Regions from separate parts of the Homo sapiens genome. Here region 1 is linked to region 2. Evidence: read pairs that join two places in POLR2A ChIA-PET (ENCODE). Cell type or tissue: MCF 10A. All regions are shown on one strand. Each heading gives the region's core, and the rest is flanking DNA. Links, peaks and the distances in the headings are about the cores only.

The links. Peaks named below come from ENCODE experiments on the same cell type or tissue, not always from the same donor. Only the 100,000 strongest peaks of a DNase experiment are listed, where the experiment ranks them.
Region 1: POLR2A ChIA-PET joins it to region 2 with 5 read pairs; 2 of 35 experiments call an interaction of 5 or more read pairs at or near these places.

Annotation. Positions count from the first base shown.
Region 1 is chr18:22,757,501-22,766,833 of GRCh38, reverse strand. The region is part of intron 3 of RBBP8-AS1 (RBBP8 antisense RNA 1); the gene reads left to right. Among named protein-coding and RNA genes, the nearest start is that of RBBP8, 170 kb to the left of the region's middle. In MCF 10A, for the core only: no CTCF peak of the experiment used is centred there; no DNase peak of the experiment used is centred there.
Region 2 is chr18:22,629,530-22,646,845 of GRCh38, reverse strand. No RefSeq gene overlaps it. Among named protein-coding and RNA genes, the nearest start is that of CTAGE1, 220 kb to the right of the region's middle. In MCF 10A, for the core only: no CTCF peak of the experiment used is centred there; DNase peaks (open chromatin) are centred at 7,655 and 8,865.

The sequences.
Region 1 (9,333 bases), core at 6,775-9,274, 120 kb before region 2:
CAGTCTATAATTGATGGGCATTTGGGTTGATTCCATGTCTTTGTTATTGTGAATAGTGCTGCAGTGAACACATATGTGCATGTGTCTTTAGTATGGAATGATTTATATTGCTTTGGATATATACCCAGTAATGGGATTGCTGGGTCGAATGGTATTTCTGTCTTTAGCTCTTTGAGGAATCACCACACTGTTTTCCACAGTGGTTGAACTAATTTGCACTCTCACCAACAGTGTATAAGTGTAGTTTTATCATTTGTAAGAAGAGGACAATCATATTTATCTTGAAGAGTTCTGCAATCAAATGAGATAATGTTCCCAATGCATCTAACTCAGTATCTGGCTCAGAGCAATTACTGAACAAATGGTAATAGTTATTAATATTAACCAGACTTAACCTTTATGAAACTTTTAAATGGTTCGGTTCTTGGCCCTAAATTGTTCAGTATTTTAAATCAACAGTTTGAAGCATTCTTATCAAATTTAAAGATGAAACAAAACTGAGAAAAACAGCTAACATGTTGGCTGACAGGCTAAGGAGCCATAAAAATCTCAACAACCTTGAAGGATAGGCTGCAACCAGCATGATACAATTAATAGGGATAAATTTAGACTCTAACTTTTGTGTTTAAAGGATCAGCTGAAACCAGACCAAGGGAGACTTTGTTTAATAGTTTATAAGAGCAAGAGAAAGGCTCAGGAGTGTTAGCTGACTGTCAGCTTAACATAAGCCAACTGGGTTAAGGCTGCCAAAATGCTAATGTGACCTGAGGTCATGTGATGGAAATAGAGAGTCCAGAAGGAACGAGATAATCATCCAAATGTCCTTGTGCTGGTCAGATAACATCAAGGAAGTTGTGCTCAGTTCTTGGCCTGCACTTTACAAATGACAGATCTACAAAAAGGTTAATAAGAGGGACAAAATTCTGGAAATCATGTCATCTGAACGATGGTCAAAGTACTAGAGATATTTAGTCTGGAAAAGAGGAGACCAGTCTGGTATAGATTTGGAGTGGAAAGTGGGTGGTATGGAGCATGCCACAGCCCTCAGCTATTTGAAGAGTGTTCATTTGGAAGAGGAATCAGATATGTTCTGCAGTATTTCAAAGGATGGGAGAAACTTTATGACTGGAAATTGTAAGGAAGGGAAATTGTGGTCACTATATGTTAAAGTATACTCATTATAGATGTATCTGCTAGCATTTAAAAGTCTCCACTGTGTACAAGGCTCTCTGCTGAAATCTTCTTATATATTACTTATTTAATCCTTACATCAACTCTGTAAGATGGGTATTATTATCCTCATATAGATGAATAAACTGAGGCTTAGATTGACTAATTGATTTGCCTAAAGCTACACAACAGATTAAATGGTAGAGCTGGGACTGTAACTCAGGTCCTGTGACTAGAAACCCTGTGATTTCTAGCCCTGTGACCTATTTATTATAGGGCTTCCTGAGACACAGGACTTTCATGCTAAAACCAGAACAGTCCATGACAAACCAGAATGGGTGGTCATCCTAATTTTATCATATGTTCCTCTGCACCCCCAAGATGGAAACCTCTGACGCCTGGAAAGCTAGGATTATAGCTCAGCACCTGGCTTTGGCTCAAGTTTCAAAAGGCTTTCCAGAACATTTAACTATTCAAATATGGAAATGGTCTGCACTAAGTGGCAAGGAGCTCCCAATTCCCAGATGTAGTAAAAATGAAGCTGGATTCTACCTGTCAGAATTGTTGAAGATAAGAATTCTCTATTGGGCTTGTCAGTGAAGACCATTTCTGTAGTTTTTTCTATCACTGTCATTCTGCATTTCAGACAGAGAGGTGTCCTTTCTTGGATCCTGAGGAGATCCCCCAGGCTCTTTTTTATTTATTTAACTTTAAGTTCTGGGATACATGTGCAGAACATAAAGGTTTGCTACATAGGTGTATACATGTGCCATGGTGGTTTGCTGCACCTGTCAACCTGTCATCTAGGTTTTAAGCCCCACATGCATTAGGTATTTGTCCTAATGCTCTCCCTCCCCTTGCCCCCAACCCCCTGACAGGCCCTGGTGTGTGATGTTCCAATCCTGTGTCCATGTGTTCACATTGTTCAATTCCCACTTATGAGTGAGAACATGTGGTGTTTGGTTTTCAGTTCCTGTGTTAGTTTGCTGAGAATGATGGTTTCCAGCTTCATCCATGTCCCTGCAAAGGACATGAACTCATCTTTTTTTGTGGCTATGTAGTATTCCATGGTGTATATGTGCCACGTTTTCCTTGTCCAGTCTATCATTGATGGGTATTTGGGCATTTTTTTCTTTTTTATTATACTTTAGGTTTTGGGATACGTATGCAGAACATTCAGGTTTGTTACATAGGTATACATGTGCCATGGTGGTTTGCTGCACCCATCAACCAATGTCATCTACATTAGGTATTTCTCCTAATACTATCCCTCCCATATGCCCCCACCCCTTGACAGGCCCCGGTGTGTGATGTTCCCCTCCCTGTGTCCATGTGTTCTCATTGTTCAACTCCCACTTATGAGTGAGAACATGTTGTGTTTGGTTTTCTGTTCCTGTGTTTGCTGAGAATGATGGTTTCCAGCTTCATCCATGTTGTCTGCAAGGACATGAACTCATCCTTTTTTATGGCTGCATAGTATTCCATGGTGTTTATGTGCCACATTTTCTTTATCCAGTCTATCATTGATGGGCATTTGGGTTGGTTCCAAGTCTTTGCTATTGTGAATAGTGTTGCGATAAACATAAGTGTGCATGTGTCTTTATAGTATAATGATTCATAATCCTTTGGGTATATACCCAGTAATGGGATTGCTGGGTGAAATGGTATTTCTGGTTCTAGATCCTTGAGGAAACGCCACACTGTCTTCCACAATGGTTGAACTAATTTACATTCCCACCAACAGTGTAAAAGCGTTTCTATTTCTCCACAGTCTTTCCAGCATCTATTGTTTCCTGACTTTTTAATGATTGCCATTCTAACTGGTGTGAGATCGTATCTTATTGTGGTTTTGATTTGCATTTCTCTAATGACCAGTGATGATAATTTTTTTTTCATGTTTCTTGGCTGCATAAATGTGTTCTTTTGAGAAGCGTCTGTTCATATCCTTTGCCCACTTTTTGATGGGGTTGTTTTTTTCTTGTAAATTTGTTTAAGTTCATTATAGATTCTGGATATTAGCCCTTTGTCAGATGGATAGATTGAAAAAATTTTCTCCCATTTTGTAGGTTGCCTGTTCACTCTGATGATAGTTTCTTTTGCTGTGCAGAAGCTCTTTAGTTTAATTAGATCCCATTTGTCAATTTTGTCTTTTGTTGCCATTGCTTTTGGTGTCTTAGTCATGAAGTCTTTGACCATGCCTATGTCCTGAATGGTATTGCCTAGGTGTTCTTCTAGGGTTTTTATGGTTTTAGGTCTTATGTTAAGTCTTTAATCCATTTGAGTTAAATTTTGTATAGGATGTAAGGAAGGGGTCCAGTTTCAGTTTTCTGCACATGGCTAGCCAGTTTTCCCAACACCATTTATTAAATAGGGAATCCTTTCCCCATTGCTTGTTTGTGTCAGTTTTGTCAAAGATCCAATGGTTGTAGATGTGTGGCATTATTTCTGAGGCCTCTGTTCTGTTCCATTGGCCTATATATCTATTTTGGTACCAGTACCATGCTGTTTTGGTTACTGTAGCCTTGTAGTATAGTTTGAAGTCAGGTAGCATGATGCCTCCAGCTTTGTTCTTTTTGCTTAGGATTGTCTTGGCTATACGGGCTCTTGTTTGGTTCCATATGAAATTCAAAGAAGTTTTTCTAAATCTGTGAAGAAAGTCAATGGTAGCTTGCTAGAGATAGCATTGAATCCATAAATTATTTTGGGCAGTATGGCCATTTTCCTGATATTGATTCTTCTTAACCATGAGCATGGAATGTTTTTCCATTTGTTTGTGTCCTCTCTTATTCCTTGAGCAGTGGCTTGTTGTTCTCCTTGAAGAGGTCCTTCACGTCCCTTGTAAGTCGTATTCCACGGTATTTTATTCTCTTTGTAGCAATTGTGAATGGGAGTTCACTCGTGATTTGGCTCTCTGTCTATTTTTGGTGTACAGGAATGATTGTGATTTTTTTCACATGTATCCTGAGACTTTGCTGAAGTTGCTTATCAGCTTAAGGAGATTTTGGGCTGAGACGATGGGATTTTCTAAATATACAATCATGTCATCTGCAAACAGAGACAATTTGACTTCCTCTCTTCCTATTTGAATACGCTTTATTTCTTTCTCTTGCCTGATTGCCCTGGCCAGAACTTCCAATACTATGTTGAATAGGAGTGATGAGAGAGGGCATCCTTGCTTTGTGCTGGTTTTCAAAAGGCATGTTTCCAGCTTTTGCTCATTCAGTCTGATATTGGCTGTGGGTTTGTCATAAATAGCTCTTACCATTTTGAGATATGTTCCATCGATAGCTAGTTTATTGAGTGTTTTTAGAATGAAGGGGTGTTGAATTTTATTGAAGGCCTTTACTACATCTATTGAGATAATCAAGTGGTTTTTGTCATTGGTTCTGTTTATGTGATGGATTACATTTATTGATTTGCATATGTTGAACCAGCCTTTCATCCCAGATATGAAGCAGACTGGATCATGGTGGATAAGCTTTTTGATTTGCTGCTGCATTTGGTTTGCCAGTATTTTTTATTGAGGATTTTCTCATCGATGTTCATCAGAGATATTGACCTGAATTTTTTTTTTTTTTGCATGTGTGTGTGTCTCTGGCAGGTTTTGGTATCAGGATGATGCTGGCCTCATAAAATGAGTTAGGGAGATTTCCCTCTTTTTCTATTGTTTGGAATAGTAACAGAGGGAATGGTACCAGCTCCTCTTTGTACTTCTGGTAGAATTTGGCTGTGAATCTTTCTGGTCCTGGGCTTTTTTTGGTTGGTAGGCTATTAATTACTGCCTCAGTTTCAGAACTTGTTATTGGTCTATTCAGGGATTTGACTTCTTCCTGGTTTAGTCTTGGGAGGGTGTATGTGTTCAGGAATTTATCCATTTCTTCTAGATTTTCTAGTTTATTTGTGTAGAGGTGTTTATAGTATTTTCAGATGGTAGTTTGTATTTCTGTGGGATCAGTGGTGATATCCCCTTTATTATTTTTTATTGTGTCTATTTGAGTCTTCTCTCTTTTCTTCTTTATTAGTCTGGCTAGTGGTCTATCTATTTTGTTAATATTTTCAAAAAACCACCTCCTGGATTCATTGATTTTTTGAAGGATTTTTCATGTCTCTATCTCCTTCAGTTCTGCTCTGATCTTAGTTATTTCTTGTCTTCTGCTAGCTTTTGAATTTGTTTGCTCTTGCTTCTGTAGTTCTTTTAATTGTGATGTAAGGGTGTTGATTTTAGATCTTTCCTGCTTTTCCCTGTGGGCATTTAGTGCTATAAATTTCCCTCTAAACACTGCTTTAAATGTGTCCCAAATATTCTTGTACATTGTATCTTTGTTCTCATTGGTTTCAAATAACTTATTTATTTCTGTCTTAATTTTGTTATTTACCCAGTAGTCATTCAGGAGCAGGTTGTTCGGTTTCCATGTAGTTGTGTGGTTTTGTGTGAGTTTCTTAATACTGAGTTCTAATTTGATTGCACTGTGGTCTAAGAGACTGTTATTTCCGTTCTTTTGCATTTGCTGAGGAGTGTTTTGCTTCCAATTATGTGGTTGATTTTAGAATAAGTGCAGTGTGGTACTGAGAAGAATGCATATTCTGTTGATTTGGGGTGGAGAGTTCTGTAGCTGTCTATTAAGCCCACTTGGTCCAGAGCCGAGTTCAAGTCCTGAATATCCTTGTTAATTTTCTGTCTTGTTGATCTGTCTAATATTGACATTGGGGTGTTAAAGTCTCCCACTATTATTGTGTGGGAGTCTAAGTTTCTTGTAGGTCTCTAAGAACTTGCTTTATGAATCTGGGTGCTCCTGTATTGGGTGCATATATATTTAGGATAGTTAGCTCTTCTTGTTGCATTGATCCCTTTACCATTATGTAATGCCCTTCTTTGTCTCTTTTGATCTTTGTTGGTTTAAAGTCTGTTTTATCAGAGACTAGGATTGCAACGCCTGATTTTCTCTGCTTTCCATTTGCCTGGTAAGTATTCCTCCATCCCTTTCTTTTGCCCCAGGCTCTTTGCATAGTATTAAGAGCAAGCCTGGAACATGGACCCTTTTCTCCCTTCTTGCAGTCATTGCCCCCTGTTAAATGTAGCCAAAATGTTCTGAGATTTTTGCCCTTAGAGCACACATGCCTTTGGATACTCAACCCAAGTCTCTTACAAAAAAGATCCAGACACCAATTAATTATATATAGGTCATTGATATGTTTATTCACTTCAAAGTCATTTCAAAAAGAGAAGAAACAAAACAGGTCTCAGTCTGTTTTTTGGAATGTACTCATCAGTGAAATTTCATTTCAGTGATGGTCTTTAAAGGCCTCATGCCTGACTGTCTTGGAGCCCATTAGTGTTCTGAAAAGGATCTTTATGTTTTTTAGATCCTTCAGATTTTTTCTGTGAGTATTTGTGTAATGTTGTCTTGGAAAAGTCTTTTTTTTTAATAGCCTATGCTGGAGTAAAACTGATTTAGAATAAGCAAAGTAGCCTTGATAATACATTTGCCCACATAAGTTAGGAAATTCTTAGTGATTCCCTGTTATCTTACTTGGAGAATCCCATGGGACTGTTCCTCCATGGGAAAGCTTCTGTCACTTGGTGAGTCTCTCTTGTCAGCTGAAGGAGATACCTTCTTGTCCTTTGCAGTGGTAAGAGACAGGTGGCCAATGCAGGGAATTCTCAATGGGGAAAACTGAAAACAGCAAAAATTTAAAGTCCACATTTTATTCCATCTATGTTCTTATTCTGTGTATATCTTCTGGATGAGTATTCCAAGCAACAAACAGCAGAGTTATTTTTCATGTGAGTTTAACATATTCATGTCTATCCTCTTGTATAGTTCTTATGCTCTTTCTGTTTTCTTCACTAACAGCTATCATTATTAAAGAGCCCATGTGGAGTCAAGCTCTGAGATCATGCAGTATTTGTCTTTCAGAAAGTGATATCATTCTGTGTCTGGCTTATTTCACTTAACATAATGTCCTCCAGATTAATCCATGTTGTTGCAAGTAACAGGATTTCCTTCTTTTTCATGGCTTAATAGTATTTCATTGTGTATATATACCACATTTTCTTTATCCATTCATTTGTTGATGAACACTTAGGTTGATTCCAGATCTTGGCTATTGTGAATAATTCTACAGTAATCATGAGAGTGCATATATCTCTTCCACATATTGATTTCATTTCCTTTGGCTATATATCCAGTAATAGGACTTTTGGATTATATGGTAATTCTATTTTTAATTTTTTGAGGGGTCACATATTGTTTTTCATTTTACATTCCCACTAATGTTGTGGAAGGGTTCTCCTTTTTCCATATCCTCATTAAGAGTTTTTATCTTTTGTCTTTTTGGTAATAGCCGTTCTAACAGGTGTGAAGTGGTATCTCATTGTAGTTTTAATTTGCATTTCCCTGAGGATTAGTGATGTTGAGTGTTTTTTCATATACTTGGTTATTTGAATGTCTTCTTTTAATAAATGTCTATTCAAGTCCTTTGCCCTTTTAAAAACCAGGTAATTTGTTTTCTGGCTAATGAGTTGTTTGAGTTCCTTATATATTTTGGATACTAACCCCTTATTAGATGTACAGTTTGCGAATATTTTCTTCAATTTTATAGGTTGTCTCCTTTCTCTGTTGATTATTTCTTTGTTGTGCAGAAGCTATGTAGTTTGGAGTAACCCCATTTGTCTATTTTTGATTTCATTGCCTGTGCTTTTGGGTTTATAGAAAAAAAAATCATTGCCAAGACTAATGTCATGGAATTTTTCCCTTACATTTTCTCCTAGTAGTTTTACAGCTTCACATTTAAGTCTTTAATCCATTTCAAGTTTTTTGTATCTAGTGTGAGACAAGGGTTCAATTTCATTCTTCTGCATGTGAATATCAGTTCTCTCAACACCATTTATTGAAGAGACCCTCCTTTCCCTATTGTGTATTCTTTGCATCATCACTAAAAATCAATTGACCATAAATGTGTGGCTTTATTTCTGAGCTCTCTAATCTGTTCCATTGGTCTATGTGTGTGTTTTTATTCTAGTATCATGCTTTTTTGATTGTGATAACTTTGCAGTATATTTCAAAGTCAGGTAGTGTGATGCTTCTAGCTTTGTTCTTTTTGCTCAAGATTGCCTTGACTATTCAGATCTTTTGTGGTTCCATATAAATTTTAGAATTTTTTCTAATTCTGTGAAAAATGCCCATGGAATTTTGAATAGGAATTGCATTGAATCTGTAGATTGCTTTGGGTAGTATGGACATTTTACAATATTGAATCTTCTAATTCATGAGCATGGGATATCTTTCCATTTGTTTGTGTCTTCTCCAGTTTCTTTCATCTATATTTTGTAGTTTTTACTGTACAGCTGTTTTACTTCATAAGTTAAATTTGTTCCCAAACATTTTATTTGTTTTTTCTAGCTATTGTAAATGGGGCTGTTTTTGTGGTGTCTTTTTGCACAGCTTGTAATTAGTGTATAAAAGTGCTATTGATTTTTGTATGTTGATTTTATATTCCAAAACTTTTCTGTATTTATTAGTTCTAAGAGATTTTTGGTAGAATTTTTTTTTATTTTTAATGAAGTCTCACTCCATTGCCCAGGTTGGAGTGCAGTGATGTGATCTTGGCTCACTGCAGCCTCTACCTCCCAGGTTCAAGCAATTCTCCTGCCTCAGCCTCCTGAGTAGCTGGGATTACAGGCGTGAGCCACCATGCCTGGCTACTTTTTTTCTATTTTTAGTGGAGATGGGGTTTCACCATGTTGGCCAGGCTGGTCTTGAACTCCTGACCTCAGGTGATCCACCCACCTCAGCCTCTCGCAGTGCTGGGATTACAGGCGTGAACCACTGTGCCTGGCCTTTTTGGTGGAATCTTTAGGGTTTTCTGTATATAAGATCATTTCATTTGCAAAGAGGGACAATTTAACTTCTTCCTTCCCAATCTTGATGCCTTTTATTTGTTTCTCTTGCCTAATTCCTCTAGCTAGAACTTCCAGTACTATAAAATAGGAGTGGTGAGAGCTGGCATCATTGTCTTGTTCCTGATCTTGGAGGAAAATCTTTCAATGTTTACCATCGAGTATGATTTTAGCTGTGGATTTGTCACATATGACATTTATTGTGTTGAGGTATATTCCTTCTATACCTAAATTATTAAGAATTTATCATGAAAGGATGTTGA
Region 2 (17,316 bases), core at 6,459-8,958:
TATAATATATATGCAGACAGAAGTTTTGATGGCATTCTTAGCACATCATAATACTATTGCCCATATAATTAGTAGTCCCCCCATTTTCGACTTAAACTAAAATTGCATTTTGAATTGTGATTCAGACTTCTTTCTGCTTACCAAGAAAGAAAAAATAGACATCCATATTCACCGGAATAGAGAAATTTGTATCAAAGTGTGAGGAAGTAAACTCACTGTATTTGTTTAAAGAGAGAGCAAAGGGTGGTAGATCATTTTAGTCAGGCTGATATAAAAGATGCCTTCCAAGGACACAATTAACAAATACCAAGATGCTTAATTTTAAACTACAGCACCTACCTGTAGCTTGTATATTTTTATACTACTTTATTGACTAAATCCAGTACATATTTTCCTTTAAATTACTTGTATTCATTTTTAGAGTTATTCCAATTCTGAGTATTTTAATTCTATTATAAAGTGTAAAATCTCTTTTTTTTTTTTTTTTGAGACAGCGTCTCACTCTGTTGCCCCGGCTAGAGTACAGTGGCGCGATCTCGGCTTACTGCAACCTCCGCCTCCTGGGTTCAAGCAATTCTCCTGCCTCAGCCTCCTGAGTAGCTGGGACTACAGGCACGCGCCACCATGCCCGGCTAATTTTTATATTTATAGTAGAGATGGGGTTTCACCATATTGGCCAGGCTGGTCTGGAACTCCTGACCTTGTGATCTGCCCACCTCAGCCTCCGAAAGTGCTGGGATTACAGGCGTGAGCCACCGCGCCCGGCTAAGTGTAAAATCTCTAAGCAGAAAATTTATGACTTTTTCTGATAAATGTGTAATAATGATCCAGGCAACTTTGATTTAGTAAATAAATAATAAGCTTTTATTCTATTGTATATAATTCTTTCATAGAATTCTTGCAGAAAGGGAATGATTCTCAGGAAAGAGATTTGAGTTCTTCCCTGGGAAGGTAATGCATTTCACCTACTCTTCAGTTAAGTTATGGATTTACATTCAGCAAGAGTAAATAGTGACACATTTTCTATCTTCTTATTCTGTCACTGTGCTAGGTTGTCTCAAGTAGAAAAATTATCCTCACTTTAAAAATAATTATGTAGAAGCTTGACTTTGGCATAAGTTAAAATTTTCCCAGATCTCAGCTATGACAGTTAGCATTCCTCCAGTTTGAAAGTTAACAAAAGTCTTGGCATTTCTCTGTAAGGAAAAATGTAGGCTCTTTCTTCCTATTCAGTTTTCAAAGTACAGTTAGTTGACCCCTGAACAACTTAAGATTTTGGTGCTGACCCCCCACGCAGTTGAAAATCCACGTATAACTTTTGACTCCTTCAGAAATTAACTACTGATAGCCTACTGTTGACCAGAAGCCTTGCTAATAACATAAACAGTCGATTAACATATATTTTGTATAGGTATTATATACTGTATTCTTACAATAAAGTAAGCTACAGAATAGAAAATGTTATTAAGAAAATCATAAGGGCCGGGCACGGTGGCTCACGCCTGTAATCCCAGCACTTTGGGAGGCCGAGGCGGGCGAATCACGAGGTCAAGAGATCTAGACCATTCTGGCCAACATGGTGAAACCCCGTCTCTACTAAAAGCACAAAAATTAACTGGGCGTGGTGGTGCTTGCCTGTAGTCCCAGCTACTTGGGAGGCTGATGCCGGAGTATTGCTTGAACCCGGGAAGCGGAGGTTGCAGTGAGCCGAGATCGCGCCACTGCACTGCAGCCTGGCAACAGAGCAAGACTCCGTCTCAAAAAAAAAGAAAGAAAGAAAATCATAAGGAAGATAAAATACAGTTACGGTACTGTACTGTAGTAATCACAGTAGTAAGTTTACATCATCTGTTTACAAGACGAATTGTCTGTCTGAGATGGTGGGCAAGTGCAGCGGCAGACCTCATTCTACAGTAATATATCAAGCAGTTCAACGTTTTCTTGTAATGTTATGACTTTTCTTGTAATGTTATGACTTTTCTCTGTTCTTGGGAGCATTTCCAGCATGGCTAGTGGCACTACATATGGATCCCATGGTATTATTCAAGGTTTACAATATTGCACTAAACACAATGAAAGATACCTAGAACTTTGAGAGATCACTTTTTACTGTGGTAACGCAGTATACTGGAGAGATGAACTGTTCACGCAAAGATGATTAGTGTCACACAGGGTTTTAAGTGGATACTTGCAACACTTGAGCTCATCTCAACAGCAACAGGAGGTGGCTATGAAATTATTACAGTAGTACAGTGTGTAGCATGGTTAGCTTTATGCAGTTATGATTTAATACTACATCTTTATATTTATGTGAATGGTGCCATGTAGAGTGTTTGTGTACCTAAGTTTTGGTAAGTTTTAACATTTTATAATAAATTCGTATATATTTTATGGTAGTAAGTGATAAACTAATATCTACATATATTTTGTGCATTTGTGACGTACCTTTTTTCTTAATCTTTTTGATATTTCTAAGCTCTGCTTTTTGTCTGTGAGTTTTTTGAAATTGTCACAAATCTGCAAAAATTTTTCCAGTATATTTATTTAAAAAAATCTGCTTATAAGTGGATGCACACAGTTCAAACCCATGTTATTCAAGGGCCACTTGTAGTCTGGTTTCATATAATCATGGATTTTCAAGTTGGATGGAACTTTAGACATGATCTGGTTTAAAGCTATCATCATACATATGAAGACAGTGAATTTGAGGGAGATGATGTAATGCGTTCTGGGTCAAATGAATTAGTGGCTGAAATAGGACAGGAATCCAGAGTGGTTTTTTAAATTTTTTTTTAATTTCAAGTCCTTTTGATCTTTTCTTTTCTGAAGGATATGTGTGAACTAGATGACTTCAAGGTTCTTTCCAGCATTGGGATTTTGTGGAGGAGATTACAGTTGAGGAATTTTTATAAACTTGGCCTTGTTTCAGTTGTGGTAAATTTCTGAAAAAATGCAGTTGTTTCCTTTGAATTCTATAAAATTCCAGAAAAATTTTTCTACAGTTAGCAATTTGTTATTGTCAATGAGCTGGACCATGCCATTGTGAGGAAAATGGTAGTTTCAGGCTGTAAACGCCACTGGATGGATCTACTGGGTCCTGGACTTTGTGAAAAGATCTCAGGGAACTAATTGTTGTGGGTGAGTTTCTCTTTGGAGCAACTAGTTTACTCACAAAAAACAAAGGTTATTACTATTATGTGAGAAACAGAAAACAATATCAGCCTTCTGGGTCCTGCCTATTTTACAGGGCATAAAAATATAATTAAATATCTCCGAGTTCACGTTCAGATAAATGGCATGGTTCATTAGAGGAGATCAGACTTGTTGAGAGTGGTATGGCCATAAACTGTGACTTGGGTCATTAGGGCAACAACACCTTCAGTTACGTTGCATCATGACTTGCATTAATGGTGGTCACCTAATTAGCTAATACCATTTTTAGCAGCACTGACATGATGGCTCTGGATTATATTGGTAGGACACTGACTTGCATGTTCTAATTCCTCTACCTGCTGATTGGATCCATTCTTGATTTGAACATAGATGTTGATATTTAGAAGATAAATTTAGCCTATTGGCTAAATGCTGATTGGAATTGTGGATTAGAGGATTGGTGATTGGGAAATGCTTTGAGCCCCTGGGAAATAAAAGTTTCTGCTTGGACAGGGTATACACTTTATTATTGATTTTTATCAGAGAGGGGGTTCTGAGAAGTAAGAGAATTGCCTTGCTCAGAAAGTAGTGAGTGAGCAAGGCTGAGCCTCTCAGTGGCTGCCCATTTGTTCCACTCTTGTAACTCCTGAAAGAAACAACTCAAGAAAACCCAGAACACCAAAAATGTTCAGCATGGTACTTGGGAGTTATTTGACATTCTGGCATCTTCTTTTCTGACTCTCACATGCTATTTTAAAGCCCTTGCTCACGAAGAAACCACAGAGGAAGAAGAGGTGGACACAGGCACAAATCCTAGACAGCTATTACCTTTTGAATAATAAATCAATCCACCTGGGTCACCATGAACCTCCAGTGTTTTCCACTGGGTATAAAGTGATGTACTTTCTTTCCAGTTGCTTTGGTCCTTTATAAGACCAGTTTCTTAGTATCTCTTTCCTTGATGCGAGGCTGTCCCTAACTAGTATTTCCCCTTGCCTAAGGAGCTGCAGCTGTTTTGATGTTCCCCAGAACCATCTTCTCCCCATCTCCTCCACTTCTTGCTTGGGAAAGGAAAAGCAACTTCCTTCCTTGGGGAACCCTAATATTTATTTATATTTCAATTTTGAAGCTGAATTCAGTAGGTTTTGTCATGTTGTCACTAACTGTAATAAAGACAGAAGGACCCCTCTCCATATAGTCTTGAAGAGGAGGGGAGCGTGGCCAGAGGAAATTAATTGATTGACATAGACTAGAAGCACAAAAGCCATCTCAGCGCAACTCTTTGTTTTTAATACCTTTCTTCACTCCTTTTGTTGGTCAGGTGTTTTTTTCATGCACTACAGCCTAAGGTTTCTGAACTTAGTGATTGTCTCCCTAACCAAAGGGCCTAAGGAATGACCGTTTGGTATTCCTTGGGACCCTTGGTGAGGGCATCTGGCCTAATCATGACAAACTGATGAGTTGGCATCTTCCATAGAGTGGAACAAGGACTGTTGGCTGAGAAAAGAGTGAATCTGAAGCGAGGACAGAGTTGGCTCATGGAACATGTTATCTGTTCTCTGAGTTTCTTGTCCCAGTACGTCAACAAATTTGTTTTTGCTTAAAGACTTTCCCACACGAATGTCTGCCAAGTTCAGATGACTGCTTTTTTAGATTGATCTTGGTTTTCTTGGAACAAGAGCTGAAATTATATAATAAGCTCAGTTGGTCTCAGTGAGAAAAAGTTGGGAGATTCTATTTTCGCATACATTAGACAGGTCTGGGCATAGAAGAAAGAAAGGCCTGAGAACGAGGTGGGTGAGGGTGGGAGGTGAGAGCAAAGAACTAGTTAAAGGAGATTTCACTTGTGTCTACTTTTACCACTTGTTCTGGGCTCTCTGGGTCACTCAGAAGTGAGGCGCTGGGGCTGCAATGCTCCATGTTGAGATAGACTCTGACCACACTCAGTTGACTTACCCTAGGCCAGTGTGTTAGAAAAGGGTCTTTAGGTTCCTGATTTCTAGATTGGTAGCAACATTGCCAATATCCAGAGCAGCTCCAGAGTGTACATTCATAGACTAGAAGATGCTTTCCTCTGAAACATAAAAAACATGCCATTGTGATGATCTCCCTGCTGGAAACTACAGTCATCCCTTGGTATCCATGGAGGATTGGTTCCAGGGCCCCATAGATACAAAAATCCCTGAATGCTCAAGCCCCCTATATAAAATGGCATAGTATTTGCATATAACCTATGCACATCCTCCCATATGTTTTTTTTTTTTTTTTTTTTGAGACAGAATCTCACTCTGTTGCCCAGGCTGGAGCACAGTGGCTCAATCTTGGTTCACTTCAACCTCCGCCTCTTCGGCTCAAGTGATTCTCATGCCTCAGCCACCCAAGTAGCTGAGACTACAGGCATGCACAACCACGCCCAGCTAATTTTTGTATTTTTAGTAGAGACAGGATTTCTCCATGTTGCCCAGGCTGGTCTTGAACTCCTGGCCTCAAGTGATTTGCCCACCTCAGCCTCCCAAAGTGCTGGGATTACAGGCATGAGCCACCATGCCCAACCCTTCCAGTATACTTTAAATCATCTCTCGATTACTTATAATGTCTAACACCATGTAAATGCTATGTAAATAGTTGTTATACTATATCGCTTTTCTATTTGTATTTTTTTTCCAAATATTTTTGACCTGCAGATATGGAACCTGGGGAAACAGAGGGCCAGCTGTACCTACAGCAAAGCGGATACAGCAACACAAACCTCTACCCCTAAGAAGGAAGGTGTCACTTGATCACTGAGATGCTATGTGTTCCTTGAGATTGGTTTGTAGCCTCAGGCCACAGGGCAATAGGATGAGAGGAACCTGGAGGTTTATTAGAGACAGGAGCATAGGGGACCACAGTGACCATTGTGAATATTAACTGCAGCACGGCTTTCAGGGAGGAAATGGATGTCCTCCTGCCCACATTCAGAGAGCAGCATTGCCTTAGGAGCTTACTAACTCCTGCCAATGCCAGCCAAATGTCTGGTAGCACTGTTGCCGCTGGAGAGGGACTCAGTAAACACTCTCCTTTTCTGAGTAATTTTATGACAAAGACAAACAATAGGTCAGATAGAAACCAAGATGCCAGCTGTTAGAAGCTTGGGTGTGCAGTGAAAATGGGCATCTTTACTTATACAAAATACTTGGACTGAGACTGACCCACCTGGCCTTGGGCAGTGCTGCACTTCTGCAGGCTGCTGTCTGTGGGGCCTGCCCTGGAAAACTTCTAGCACGGAGGAGCACGTTCACCCTGCAGATGGCTGGCTCCCAAGAGGAAGAGGATGATAAGAAGATGCTGAAGTGTGAGTGTCCAGTTCCTCTCCCAGATTCATCAAATCAGGTAATTCACTCTATTTCTGTGGTGAAAAGTAAGGGGTAGGCTGAGAAGCCAGAAGTGCTTAGGGGAAAATTCTTCCTCGTAGAAACCAGAGGAGTGGGAAAATACGTTTGTTTGTTTGTTTGTTTGTTTCTTTTTTTTTTTTTTTTTGAGGCGGAGTCTTGCTCTGTCGCCCAGGCTGGAGTGCAGTGGCGCAATCTCAGCTCACTGCAAGCTCCGCCTCCCAGGTTCACGCCATTCTCCTGCCTCAGCCTCCCGAATAGCTGGGAATACAGGCGCCCACCACCATGCCCGGCTGATTTTTTTTTTTTTTTTTTTTTTTTGTATTTTTAGTAGAGACAGGGTTTCACCGTGTTAGCCAGGATGGTCTAGATCTCCTGACCTGTGATCCGCCCGCCTCGGCCTTCCAAAGTGTTGGGATTACAGGCATGAGCCACCGCGCCCAGCCGTTTCTTTCTTATAATAAGTTTTCTTGGCATAGACACCAGAATTTTCATGAGTGACACCATCTGCCGTAAGAATATTGTGGCTTTTGCAGGCAGCTTCAGGGGACTATAGCATAACAACGGAAAAGATAAATGTTTAAAGGATACTTGCTTTCCTCATCATTGTCAGTGTTTTCTAGCCTAAATGCCAGGAGTGGTTCTGATTACATTAGCCCATGAAAATGATGCATGGGTGGGTTTGGGAGAAAGAGAATAAAGTTATGAAGAAAAAAGATAAATTCATATATAATCACGTATCATCAAAGAATGGTAGCGGGTTAGTCTGAGACATTTTTGGCAGTACTCACAGTTCATAGTCTATAATCTAATGGAAAAGACAAAAGCCAACCAATGCAAGAGAAATAGACATTTGTAAATATATAATTTTGTTGTAGTGAGAGTTAAGTCAGTGATTTTGTTAGTGAGTGGGGTTAAAGGGAAAGTTTACAAAGAAAGTGAACCTTGATCTGTGATGATGAGGAGATGGGGAATGTGAGAACAGGAGCCTTGAGGTTCTGGTTGTATGGTGAAAACCCATAGACACGAGCTAAAGAGTTTCTCTGATGTCATCCAAGGTTGAACATGAAATATTATGATGTTGCTGCTGCTGCTGTTGATGGAAGGAAGATAAATGTTGTGACAGACACCCACAACGTTTTTGGCAAGAAATAAGATTCCATTTGGTATGATGCATTTCAAGGGAATGACCTTTAGCATCATGCAGATGTGGCATGTTTTTGGCTCATTCCTGAACTATGGGGTTTGTGATCTATACAAATGTGGAAGGCATCAGGTTGAAATGCAGTACAATATCTCTTGGCCAATGTAATCGACAAAGTGAAAATTGCAACAATTCCCCACATACATGTTGAAAAGCAGAAACACCACCCCAAAATACAAGAAAGTGGTTTCTCCAAAAAAAAAAAAAAAAAGTAAGGAAAGCATCTAAACATAGGATAAAGGCTCTCTATACTGCTACTGCTCTTTTTAGCCTGATAGCAAATGCATCATTTCTTTGATGTGGTAAGAGAAGTACTTGTGTCCTTATTCACTAAAGTCAATCTTCTTTGGGATTGATCCCAAAGGGTCAATGAGATGCCCCCCAACCAACCCTCTCCACAGGTTATCCTGTTGTCTTTTTAATTCCTCCTATTCTTACGCCAGTAAAGACCTTAGAACATGTGCTTGGTTTCTTGCTTTTAGCTTCTGTTCTTTTCAATTTATCCAACTTGAGCCTCCTGATCAGTATTCCTACAATACTTTCCTTCCTTCCTTCCTTCCTTCCTTCCTTCCTTCCTTCCTTCCTTCCTTCCTTCCCTCCTTCCCTCCTTCCCCTCTCTCTCTTTTTCTTTCATCTCTCTCTTTCTCTTTCTTTCTTTCTTTTTTTTTTTTTTTGGAGATAGGGTCTGGCTCTGTTGCCCAGGCTGGAATGCACTGGCACCATCATGGCTCACTGCAACCTCTGCCTCCTGGGCTCAAGTGATCCTCCCATCTCAGCCTCTTGAGTATCTGGGACCACTAGTACCTGCCACCACACCCATCTAATTTTTGTGTATTTTGCAGAAATGAGGTCTTACTATGTTGCCCAGGCTGGTCTTGAGCTTCCAGGCTCAAGCAATCCTCCTGCCTTGGTCTCCCAAAGTGCTGGGATTGCAGGTGTGAGTGAGCCATGTACCCAGTCATTTGTTTGTATCAATTGCCAATCTAAATTTTAAAATGGCTCTCTATTCTCTACAAGATGAAATCAAATTCATTTACCCAATATTACTATGATATATAAGACAGAACTATTTTTTAACTGCAGTTCTCCCATTTCATCACACAAATTCTTCAGTGAGCCACACTGACTCATTGTTTCCCCAAACAGCTCTTTGAACTTTCCACCCACTAGGTCTCTGCTCATCCTAGTTTCCCTTATCCCTTTCCTCCCACCACCTAAGTCCTTTCCGTAAGTACAAGTTCAGTTAAAATCCACATTCTGCATGAAATTTTGCCCAAACACTGTAGTCAGGATTTTAAAAAATTGTACTACTCATGTCATTCACCATATTTCAAGTGTATTGATTTTTTGGATCTTGTTCATACATCTTACCTCTTCAAAAACATTCTTGAGGGCAGAGACCTTTTCGTGTCCTTCCTATGTCTAGCAAAATTCTTTTACATTATAAATTCCAAAGATGAAGGAAGCATTTCAGAAGTGGAAAGAGGAGAAGGAATGTGCTGCAGAGGTGAGCATGTGGGTTCCTGAGGCAGTAAGCACTTTTATTTATTTATTTACATGTTTTGTATTTTTGAGACCGAGTCTCACTCTGTCACCCAGGCTGGAGTACAATGGCGCGATCTCAGCTCACTGAAACTTTTGCCTCCTGGGTTCCAGCGATTCACCTGCCTCAGCCTTCTGAGTAGCTGGGATTACAGGCACACACCACCATGCCCGGGTAATTTTTGTATTTTTAGTAGAGACGGGGTTTCGCCATATTGGCCAGGCTGGTCTTGAACTCCTGACCTCAAGTGATCTTCCCGCCTTGGCCTCCTAAAGTGCTGGGATTACAGGCTTGAGCTACCTTGCCTGGCCCAGGAAGCATTTTTAAACTAAATAATAATGAAAACGTGCCATCAACTATTGAGGGATGCAGCTAAAGTTCACTTAGAGGGAACTTACTGCCTAAAATAAATACATTAGAAAACAAAAAAGGCTGAAAACCAGTGGCCTTCTATTTCTTGAAGTTAATAAAATAATCATAAATTAAAACCAAAAAAATAGGAAAAATAAAATTATAAATAAAAGAAAATAAATCAGTAAAAGAAAAAACAAAATAAGGAGCTTCTAAAAAGTTAAAATTTCTTTATTTGAAAAGACTAATAAAATTGATAAAGCCATGGCAGGAATGAATGGGAAAAAGAAGGCAAAATAGTTGGTATCAGACATGAAAAAAGATGACATCACTACAGATCCTATAGCCAATACAAAAAAATAAGGTATTACAGAAATCTTTATGCCAGCAAATTTGAAAATTAAATAAAATGGATAGATGAATAGGTTCCTAGGCAAAGTAAACATAGTCATGAGAAAAATTAGAAAAATCTTATCCTTTATAATTATTAGTTAAATAGAACTCATAATTTAAAATTATCCCACAAAAAACTCTAATCCAGATAGTTTTGCTGATGAATTCTACCAAACATCAAGGCAGAAATCCTGTTGATCTTGTGTAAACTTCTCTAGAGAATATAAAAAGAGCAAAGAAGATTCCAATTATTTCATGAGCCAGTATGACTTTATTTTCCCTTTCTTTTAAAATCTTGAAATAATTTCAAACTCACAGAAAAGTCGCAAAACTGACGTAGAAATTTACACATACTCTTTATTTATCTTTTCCTAAAGTTGACAACTTGCATAACCATAATACAGTTTTTTAAAACAAGTAGATTAACATTGGACAATACTGTTAACTAAGCCACAACCATTATTAGAATTTTGCCAGTTTGATCTCTAATGTTCTTTTCATCTCTGGGATCCAATCCAGGATTCCCATATTGCATTTAGTTTTTGCATCTCCTTAGTCTCATCCAATCTGTGGCAGTTCTTCAGTTTTTGCTTGTCATTTATAAACTTGACACTTTTGATGATTAGTGGTCAGGTATTTTGTAGGATGTCTTTCAATTTGATTTGTCTGATGTTTTCTCATGATTCCATGGGGTTATGCATTTTTGGCGAGAATGTATTACAGATGTGATACTGCATCATATCAGGAGGTGCCTGATGTTGATACAACTTATTACTGATGATGGTAAGCTTGATCACTTAGTTACAGTGGTGTCTGCCAGGTTTCCCTGCTGTAAAAATTTCCTATTTTTCCCTTTGTCATTGGTAGATATCTTAGGGGAGATATTTTGAGACTATGAAAATACCTTGATTCTCCTCAAACTTTGTTCATTGGTGAAATGATGTTTAAGATGTCTACACAGAAAATTATAAACCATAATTGAGAACATTTAAAGAATGCATCAAAAGACTCACCATTTTTAAGATGTCAGTTATTTCTCCCAATTGGTCTATAGAGTCAATCTCAGTTACAATTCCTTACAGGTTTTTTTGGTATAAATTGATAAGCTGATTTTCATATTTAGATGGAAAAACCATCTAAAACTTAGCCAAGAATAGCTAAGTTGCTCTTGAAGAAGATGAATAAGGTAGTAGAACTTGTTTTACTGGTTATAAAGACACATTCTAAAGCTAGAATAATTTACACAGTGTGGTAATGATGCCATGAGAGAGAAATAAATGGAGCAGAGTAGAAGGCACAGACTGATTTATTCATAGAGACAGATTTATTCATTTATGACTTAATTTTTGACAAAGATCAACTTTTCAGTGAGTGGTGGTAGATCAATTTTATGACCATTTGGAATAAATGAAACTGAACCCCTGCCTCATATTGGACATGAAAATTAATTCCAGGTAACTTACAAATCTGTGTGTGAAAGGCAAAACAATAAAGCTTCCAAAAGATAATATAGGACAATTTCTTCATGTCTTAGGGGGTAGAGAAAGATTTATTAAACAGAATTGAAAAAGCACTAACTGTAGAGGAAAAGATTGATAAATTGGATCACTTTAATATGACGAACTTCTATTCATTTACAGACTCCCCTAAAAAGAGTGTAAAAGCAAACTACAGTGTAGGATAAAATATTTGCAATGCATGTACTACTGGTGGGAGTGGAAAATGGCATACAGACTTTAGGAAATGGCTTATTATTTTCTATTAAAGTTAAACATATGGATACCCTATGGCCCAGCAATGCCATTCTTAGTTACATACTCAACAGAAATGTTTGCTATATGCACTAATAAATAGGTATAAAAATATTCTGAGTAGTAGTATTCACAATAAACCTACCCTAGAGACACCCCAATTAACAATCAGCACTAAAACTGGTAAATTAATTGTACTCCATTCATACAATATATGAAATGGCAGAGAAAAAAAAAACAAACTACAGTTACTTGCAACAATATGAATCTCACAGACTTATACTATTGCATGGCCTCAAGACCGGGAGCCCATGAGGGCAACCTGTTACTTGTATTTTTCTCTCACTGTTTCTGACCTTGATGGTGCTGGTGACCTGCAGAAGTTGCTACACCCTTTGCCATGGAGCTGCACAGACACCTGGGCTAGCGCTGGGAGCAGCTGAAGGAGGAGGTTTGGTGGGAACTGAAGGAGATGAGGCCAGGCTGCTGTCCCAGGCCAATGTGGGGAGCCAGCAGTATCAATGTGCATGAGCTGGAGCTGTACCTGGTGTCTTGCAGTGACTTTCATAGCTGAACGGCTACTGTTTTATTCCTGCCTTCCAAATCCTGAGCCAATTTCTCTTGCAACCAACCTTAACTGGAATCATAATGGAATTCTGGGAAATGTAGTTCTTTATTAGCTAATTTGACTCAGTTCAAGTCATCGTAAGAGTGATTTTTTCAGGGAAGAGGGCAAGAGAGAGAGACTGAGAGGAGACTTTGAGGGGCATCTGGCCTGAGTGGTGGTTATGTGGAGGGCACTTTGTGAAAATTCATTTGGTGGAACATTTAGATTTTGTACATTTTTTATTACTCATATATTACACCCACCCCAGCAACACTCAGAAAAGGTTAGGAAAAAAAAAAAAAAAAAGAGAACATAGGTTTTGAAGTCAAAGGCATAGCTCCAATGACTGATCCTGCTAATTTCTAGCTGTAAGACTGAAAAAATTATGTATGTGATTTTATTCTTAGTAATGTGGGGATAATAATGCTTTCTACCTCATAGGTTTTGTGAGCATTAAATGAAATGATTATATCAGCACTGTCTGGCATATAAAAAGCATACAAAAAAGTTTCATTATTGCTCTAAACATATTACTAGATTATGTGGCAATATATTTTGGCAATATATTTTACAATATATTTATAATATATTTTACATATATATAGGTATAATGATATATGATAACAAGAATAGCTAACTTTTTGACCACTTACTGTGTTTCAGGCACTATTATAAGCAAATTTTCATTTATTCACTCATTGAAACTCCGTAATAATCCTTTGAGATGGATTCTATCATTACCTCCATCAAAGAGATGAGTAAATTGAGGCTAAAGAGGTTTACCTAACTGTCCCAAGGTCACACAGCTCTTAAATAGTGGGGCCAAGGATTCAAACCCAGGGCACATATGTGTAGGGAGGGATGTCTGAGCAGGTGGATATTGTCATGTAAGCAAGGTGTGTTAGTCAGAACTGTTTTGGTTGGAACTCAGAGAAACCCAACTCCACCTACTAGCTTAGGCCAAGTGGATCATTTAGAGAATAATTATTGGAATATTTCACATAATTATGGCAAAGACAAGGACGTAGTGAGACCCAGGGTCCACTGGAACCAAGATGTCAAAGCCCTTAGGCCTCCCTTTCATGTGTCTTTTTTTCTGCTTGTCTCTATGTTGTTGCCTTAAATACTGCCTACTGCAAATAAGCTTTCTCTGTGTAGCAGAAACCATAGCAGGCAGGCAGCTGCTCCTGGGTCTTGCATCCTGTGTTTCCAACTCCCACAGAGAGGCTGCCTCTCTTCCTTTACTTCTAGACAAAAATATGGGGAAAGGGCTGATTAGTCCAGTTGGGTTGTCCATCAATGTATCTCTATGGCAAGAGGAGCAGACTCTTATAAATAGATTCTTTAATCTTATAAAGAATCTTATAGAATCTGTTCCTCTTGCCATAGAGGAGCAGAATCTATTAAGTCTTATAAACACATTATCTGTGTATGGGATTATTCCCAGAGAAGGAGGAAGCCATCATGAGTTATAGGGCCACAAAGATTGGTGTCCACTGTGCCTTGTATGGAAAAGAAAGCCAAGTAACAAAATGTGTGGGTTGCCCTGGTATAAAGCCTGTATCTCCGGGAAAAGTGTCATTCTTTATCCATGTTCCAGGACGTTCATTTTAATGATTATATTTCCTGGTAGACAAAGATATGAGGATCAGCCAGATCAAGAATGAAAGACAGTCTGTAGCTGTATTACTTTGCTGAATCATTATTCTGATGCAGGATATCTAATAAGCAAAGGAAAAGAACAGATACTAAGGAGTCAACAATCATTCTGGAAAATAGGTTTTGAAAACAGATGTACCCATAAACTGCAGAAACTCTTCCTTTCCAGTTATTCATAATGTATAGCATCTTTGAAAATTAAGGCAGGTAGGATAACAACCTATAACCATTCTCAGACACTTTGCCAAGTGATTTTGCAAAACTATTTAGAGAACATGTAAAAACTAATCTTTAGATTGAAGGCTTTTTTGTGTGTGTGGCTAAAATATCAGTTTCCTGAAACTTTAAGGTCCAACGGGAAAAGAATGCAGTTTGGGTTGCGGGTCAAGTTTGGGGTGTCTGATGAATGAAGAGAGAATGAGGTCACAGTGAAGCATACTTAATTCAGGAAAAAATGTGCCTCGTTTCCCAGAATATTTGCTAGGGAAAGGTGGAAGGAAAGGGGGGAACTCCCCATGCAAAATCCTGCTGGCTTACGCTTGATATCCTATTACCATGCCTAAAAGATGATTTATAACATTGACATTTAATATCAGAAATTTACTTGTAATCAACCTTTGATGATTCAAGGCAAAAAGAGGAAAACATATAATTTAAAAATTATTCCTACTTGGCCTTGGCATCTGGTCTGTAATTTGACACAAATGTTAGCTTGCCCTGTCTGCTATTCTGCATTTTGGTAAAGTTAAAATTTATCTAGGTGATCCATTTATATCAGTATGAAGAAGCTACTTTATTCTTTGGAGAGCTGAAGAGTATTCCAGAGTATCTGAATATGTGGATTATTATAATTAACCAAGAACCTATTGGGCATTTTGTTTATGTTCAATCTTTTGCTATAACAATACTGACACATTCTATTTGCCATGTACACATTCTATTTTGCCCATTATATATTTAGCACATAAATTCATAGAAATAGAGTTGCTTTATCAAAGTGTATGTGCATTTTTAGTTTGAGTAAATTGCTCCTCTCAGAGAATTTATCAATTGACATCTACTCCAGTATTGTGTATGCATACCATGATTAACATAATGTGTTATCAGAGTTATCATTGTCCATCTGCTAGGTTACAAAAAAAGGTATCTCAGGGTGGATTTTCATCTCTTTGCTTATGAGTGAGGTTGAACATATTTTCTTGTGTTTAAGAGCAATTTGAATTTCTGTTCTTTGAACTGTTTATATGCAACTTCTGTCCAGTTTTCTGTTGGGTTCTTTTTTATTGATTCATAGGAGTTCTTTATATATTAAGGATATTAACCTTATGCAATGAAATGAGTTGAAGTTAAAAAATATACAGTTCTTGGTTTATGTTTTGATTTAGTTTATGGTATTCTATTACCATGCATATTTTAAAATTTTTATGTAGTTGAATTTATCAATATCTTCTTTTATGGTTTCCTCACTCAAAGGTTATAAAATATTCCTCCACAGTTTATACTAATTTTGTTATGGTTTCATTTCTTTACATTTAAATCTTTGATCCATCTGGAATTAATTTTGTTGTAGTGCCATACGGTGGTATCCAATTTACTTCATTTCCAATTCTAATACAGTTATTTCAATAAGTGTTGAATAAGCAATTTTGCCACTGATATAAAATGGCATTTATAATAGATTAACACCGTATGTTTGCTGTAGTCTATTCTAGACTTTCTTTAATATTTCTATGATATTTTCTATTATATTTCATTGTTCTGTCTATACATGAATCAGAATCATGATGAAGTAGGCAGAATAAAGTCCTTCCCCTCATCCCTCCACCCCCAAGATGTCCACATCCTAATCCCTGGTACCTATAAATGTGTTTCTTTACATAGCAAAAGGGATTTTGCAGATGTGATTAAACTTGAAACCTTGAGATGGAGGGATTTTCTTAGATTATCTGGATGGGCAAAATCTAATCATGTGGACATAAAATCAGAGACACATTTCCATCTGTGTTTAGAGTAAGAGGGAAGCATGACTACAGAAAAATTTTAGAGAAATGAAACATTGCTGGCTTCAAAGACGATGGGATGAGGCCGTGAGCCAAGGAAAACAATGGCCTTTAGGAGATGGAAGAGGTGAAGCATCAGATTCTCCTTCAGATCCTCCACAAAGGAACACACCCCTGCCTGCACCTTGACATTAGCCCAACGAGGCCCATTTCGGACTCCTGACCTCCAGAACTATAAGCTAATAAATTGGTATGGTTCGAGTTTGTGGTAATTTGTTACAGAAGCCATAGGAAACTAATATATGTGCTATTTGAATAATGTGTATAGCTAGTCCACTCTTGCCCTATAACTTTTGAAATTTTCCTCTGACTTGTCCTGATGATTCTTGTTTATTTTCCATTTGAATTCTAGATTGGCTTATCTAGTCTTCTTCTCCCTCCTTTCAACTGTTGGCGTTTGAATTTAAATTTTATAGAATATATGTATTAATTTGAGGAAATGCTTTATGATTTTGCACCCTCTAGTCCAAAAACTTGGTAGGCCTTTTTGTTTTGTTTTGTTCGGGTTTTCTTTTTCCTTTCTTCCTCAATAGTTTTATAAACATCTTATTATGCAGATATTACTACTTTTCTTTTAAATATTATTTGTCGATATTTTCTCCTTTTCATTTGTTTTTTAATTGTTGCCTTCTCTTCAAATATATCTTCCAGTGATTTTTGTTTGTATGTAGGAAGGTTAATAATTTTTGTGTTAATTTGGTACACGCATCCATCTTGTGAATTATTGTTTGAAATGAGTTTTCAGTTGATTCCTTTATTTTCTTCAGGTGAATAATCACAACTCCTGAAAAATAAGGTAATTTTGTCTCTTCTTCTTGAAAATTTATATTTCTAATATATGTTTACTTTGGTTCCTCCAAGACTATGTGGGAAAAAAGTGATGAAAGCACTCCTCCTTTTCTTGTTCCTAAATCTAATGAGGATTGCTTCTTTCTTTGTTTCCCATATTTGATGCTAACCTTCGGATGAACAAAGATATAGTTTATATGTTATAGAAATTGATTTATTTGAAGGGGATGACCAAGTGTGCATGAAATACATTTTCTCTTTTCTCCTGGGAACGGAGGTAGCTATCCCAGTTTCATCTGCAATTAGGTTTGGCCATGTTGCTAAGCTGTTTCCGAGAAATCATAAGCGTGTGTGTGTGTGTGTGTGTGTGCGCGCGCGTGTGTGTGACTTTCATGCTTATCCAATAAAAATCTCCCTCAACAATTTCTCCAAACT